Linked DNA regions of Mus musculus: region 2 is linked to region 1. Evidence: chromatin loops called from intact Hi-C (ENCODE). Cell type or tissue: heart. All regions are shown on one strand.

Evidence for each region. Hi-C counts contacts between places; a loop is a spot of excess contacts. Peaks named below come from ENCODE experiments on the same cell type or tissue, not always from the same donor. Only the 100,000 strongest peaks of a DNase experiment are listed, where the experiment ranks them.
Region 2: a loop joins it to region 1, with 2.4 times the contacts of the local background. A loop is called at or near these places in 4 of 42 quality-filtered maps.

What each region holds. Positions count from the first base shown.
Region 1 is chr14:62,172,799-62,175,298 of GRCm38, reverse strand. No RefSeq gene overlaps it. Among named protein-coding and RNA genes, the nearest start is that of Gm35419, 3.0 kb to the right of the region's middle. In heart, a CTCF peak has its summit at 1,323; a DNase peak (open chromatin) is centred at 1,238; H3K27ac peaks cover 1,131 bases.
Region 2 is chr14:62,056,247-62,058,746 of GRCm38, reverse strand. No RefSeq gene overlaps it. Among named protein-coding and RNA genes, the nearest start is that of Gm35307, 23 kb to the right of the region's middle. In heart, no CTCF peak of the experiment used is centred here; no DNase peak of the experiment used is centred here.

The DNA of each region.
Region 1 (2,500 bases):
TCTGAACTGAGAATCATCCACCCACAGGGTTATCTGTTCCATATTTTCATCAGAAAGTCAAGGAGGTTTGGCAGTGGAACAGTAAGGTCGGCTCCATTATCTAATTTTGTCTGAGATACTTGGCTTACCAGTGGGGAAGGTGGATGGCTGGGAATCTGTAGGGGAAGCTGTAGCCTTTCTCTCTCTCTTGGGAATCTGTGGTGGGAACGGCAGAGCCTCCAAGGAGCCCCAAGGCTTTCCCTGGGGCCAGAACAGAGAAAGCTGCTGCTCTGGGCCTTTTCTTGGATGCACATAAAAGAGGTCAAAGGAAATTATAACAAAGCTTCTTTAAAAAAAAGCTAGACACTTTGATGTAATGCATTAATTCAAAGGAATGGCAAAAACATACACAAACTGGCGGGGGGGGGGGGAGAAATTCTTGTGAATATTTTTTGATCAAGTCAGGATTACTGATATTAAAGTAAATAGTGACTGGTTTTGGTATTCGGTCTGTATTTTAAATCAGTCAGTGAATACAAATATCTAAAAGCTGGCATGTGACGCTATCCCAACCCTCACAGCAGGAAGCATTAGTTCAGAGCAGTAGGGAAAATGCATATTTGAGTCCTTTAGTGACTTGTGACTGCAGAGAGCCACATCTAGCAATCAGGCAGATAGATAATGTCATCTGGGGTCATTGTGATGCCTTGTAGAATCTTTGGACAAGCTGCTTTGAGATGAGATTACTTTTGTAGAAGTACAATCCCTTTGCACTCGGTTTTGTTGACAAACAGATCAAGCAGCTGACAGAGAAGTGGCAGCGCAATGTGTTTCTTCGAAGCAGATGCTGCACTTTAGCCAAGAAAGAAAGAAAGAAAGAAAGAAAAAATCGATTCATCAGCTTGTACGTGCACATCACGAAGCGCTTAATCAGAAAGTCATGTGGGACTTTCTTTGCCATGATCATGAGACCTGGGGTTCTCAAGGGAAATGTTCCAACACGAGAAAGAAAATACACAGCCCAGAAAGCCCATGTTTTCAATTTGCTGCCGCACGGTTTAAATGATCTAAATAGGCAGCTTAATGTAGGGAGAAGGGGTCATTCAAGGTGAGAAAAATCATGTTTAATACCCCCAGCTCACGTTGGGTTGATTGTACTTTTGAAATGCGAATGACCTCAGCTGACAGCGTTCCTCTTGATAAGAGGATCCCCTGTCTGTTTCTAAATCTGTCATCTGCCAGTGACAATGGAAGCATGTCTCAGCTCCTGGCACCAGGCCCAGCTCCTCTGGGCATCATGCAGAATTCGGGGTTTGTTGGTTACTTTCTCTGTATATTGCCAATGTGCTTGCCTCCTCTAGGTGCCACCCTTTCTGTTTCCCATATGTATGCTGCATCACTACAGAGAAAAACTCGACGGCGAGGGTGTGGACTGCATCTTTCCTGGGGAACCTGCTTCAGTTTTCTCTCTATGTGGGATGGGGGGGGGGGAGGGTAGAGTTCTACAGAAACCACAGTCCTCCGATGGAAAGGGTTGCAAAGTTGAGCACTTACTTGATGCTTGCCAGCACTACAGGCAATAGAAAAGAAGTCTGGTTAAAGGCTTGTTTTGATATTCAGTTTATTTTTAGTTCTATGTTTGGGTATGTTTGGGTATACACAACATACATGTGTGTACAGGTGCTCTTGGAGACTTTGGATCCTGGGAGCTGGAGTCACAGGCTATAGTGAGTTGCTTGATGTGTGTGCTTGAAACTGCCCTTGGGTTCTCTGTAAGAGCAGTGTGTGCTCTTAAGGGCTGAGCCATCTCTCTAGCCCAAACAGTATTTATGCTTTAGAAATGCAGCATGGACTATTTTAGATGAAATTATGTAATGCCTGTAAGAAAGACTGTGGATTTATAGTTGTTGAAAATAGTTGATAGGTACAAAGGGGTCTATTAGATTAGTGTGTTTATTTTTGTGCATAGTTTATAGTCTCTATAATACACAACTTAAAAGATGGCAGGAAAGGGAGCCTTATCCTCAAATACACAAGCCCCAGTGAGGCCAGAGATGCAGCCCTTCAGACAGTAGCCAGCAGGCAGCAGGCAGCACTGCTCAGAGCTCTCTGGTGTTTGACCTCACAGTGTGGTGTCGTGTCCCTTACAGTTCTCTGTCTGTCAGACTGCTGGGATGCACCCTCTCCTTGAATTCTTCTCCCACTGACTGGGAGTCCAGTCAGGATCTGCAGAGTTCCAGCTTCACAAAACTCAAATGCCCCGAGTCACTTCTCCAAGGCCCCTAAGTCATTTTCCAAGGCCCTTAAACACAGATAGTGCATTCTCTCATAAGTCTGACTTGGGCTGTACACATGTTTCAATTTCCACCTAGTTTTATTTTCAGCCAGATCCCTATGGCCAGCAATGGCTGGAGGTCTTTCTCTTGCTGATCCTAAAGTGGCCTTTTTTCTTCCTGTGCCTCTTTCTATCCCTTTAGTTGCCCTGTGCCACGCCCCCCCCGCCCCCGCCCCCGCCCCCGGC
Region 2 (2,500 bases), 120 kb after region 1:
AAGGTGTTATGAGAGTCCTTCCAGGTGAACCCAATCACTTAGAATTCTTGCTGGGGGTGAAAATTCATTTTTCGGCTGACCAAAAGCACCTTAAGGAACAAATTTTGTTCCAGCTCTGTTGCAGAGGGATAAAGAGGCTGTCATGGCAAGGAAGTATGCCAGCAATGAGAAGGTATGGCACCTGGGGCAGAAATCTGAGAGCTCACATCAGTAGAACAAACCGGAAGCATAGAGAGCAAACTGGAAGTGACACAAGCTTTTAATCTCAAAGTCTGCCTGCTCTGACATATTTCCTCTAGAAACAGTGTCACAAACCAGGGGTGCCAAGCCTTCAAAAATATAACCCTTAGAGGGAGAGTTCTCATTGAACCACCACAGTAGGTAAGGGCTTGTCACTTTTCTGGTTGCTATGACAAAATAACCTGACAAGAACAACTTATGAAAGAGTTTGTTTTGGCACACAGTCTGGAAGCCCAGTCCACATGGTGTGGAGGGCAGATGGCAGAAACCTGGGGAGGGGGTGCTGGGCACGCAATGTCTAGTGTTAGGAAGCAGAGGTTGATGGCTACAGTGCTCAGCTCATTTTTCTTTGAGTCAATCTGGGACCCAGTCCATGGAATAGTGCCACTCTCTTAGAGTACATATTCCTACTTCAGTGATACCAGTCAAGAAACTTCCTCCCAAACACGCTCAGTGGTTGTCTCTAAGGGACTCTAGAGCTATCAAACTGATAGTATATGATGTCACTGGGCATAAACAGTACCTTTGCATCCTGGCGTATGCCTTGGTGTTGAATTCACTAACACAGGCATTAGTAGATGACTCTGTCCATTGAGCTAGATAGACATAGAGCTAGAACTAGAACCCAAGATCTTTGATTCTTAGTAAGAAGACCCATTGGTTTTTATTCTCTGAATTCAACTCAGTTTCTACTGCAGGACCTCTGACTCAGATGTTTACGACTCTCACTGCACATAGGGCTTGCCTGTGTTGATCCCTTTATCACAGGTTGGCAGTGGGTTGATTTCTTAATACCTGTGCAACAACAGTTGACTGCCCCTTAGAAACACAGCTGAAGACAGAAAGACATCCCAGGATGCTTTGGAATTTTCTGGCTTAGGCCTGGATGAAGGACTGTGATATAGAGATGCCCAGGAGGAAGCAGAGCTAAGCCTGAACCACAGGAGCAAGTGGTAAAGACAGTGTAGATGGAACCACAAGGCCACTGAAAGCACTGCCTTGATTGGTTGTGTTTTGCTTCATTAAAAAAAATACAACAACAACGACGACGACAACAGATATCCACATTTTTCAAAACACAGAAGTAAAACTTTGGATAGATTTCCTCAAAGGCAACCTAGTGAGAGCTTGGCAGAGCCTCTGCTGTGGGGGTTGGTTTAGATAAACAAAGGCCTTGGGGAAATGTGTAATCTAAGCTTCTCCCTATGGTCCATGCCAGCAAGCATTTTAGCTGCCAATAAGTAGACATGCTTTTTGATTCCAAAAATAAAATGTGATTATACCCTCACTACACTAGTCTACCCTGACCATTCTATGGGCCATCACATGAAGAAAAGGAGCAATGCATTTTGTGGTAGTGTTTTTTGGTAAGTTACCATTTAGAAAAACTCTTGAGTGCGTGCTGTCATAGAGAAGCTGGCTGCTGTGGGCAGACATTGACCACCTAATAGAGCCTCTGAAAGTGCTTCTCCTGCCAGGGACATATGGCTTTCATTAGTAAAGCCATGGCTCTCTTTCTGACCCTAGAGTTCCCTCTCATTGTGATGTATATGTATTTGATACTTCTTTATAGATTGGACATGAAGGTAAGGAAGGAATAAACACAGAAAATTTGGGACATTTTCTATAGCTGTGGCAGGGAACACAATCCTATGTCCATATAATGAAGGTCTTGGCAATGTCATGATGTCAGTACATTTCCTGTTACTATAACAGAATATCTGAGACAACACAATTTATAAAAGAAAAGTTTACTTGGACTTTGGATATATAGGCTGGCAAGTTCAAGAGTGTAGCAGTGATGTCTTGTCGGGGTGTCGTAACATGGCAGAAGGTGAAAATAAAAAGAAGCAAGCCTTGAGAGGCAGCCTCAGACCCACAAGAAAGGCATTAATCCCTGTGAATGACCAAAGCACACCTTAAAGGCTCTACTTCTTAACATCAGACAATGGCAATTAAATTTCAGCATGAGTTTTGGAGGGTGCAAACTCTATTCAAATTAAGCTTCATGGTTTTTCTGAAGTAGTATTAACTATGAGAAGATCTAGCATCCTCTTTTCAGACCCCTGGTCTTCCTTCCTCACCAGATTCACGCCCTCCTGTTCTACTCAGGGGCCCCTCTTGTCTCAATTTACAGGTGCCTGCTGACTTTTAGGACTGGGAGTCTTTCAGAAGCCTTCATACCAATAATGGTCTCTTCCTTGAAATTAACTAAAAACTACTGAAGGAAGGAAGGAAGGAAGGAAGGAAGGAAGGAAGG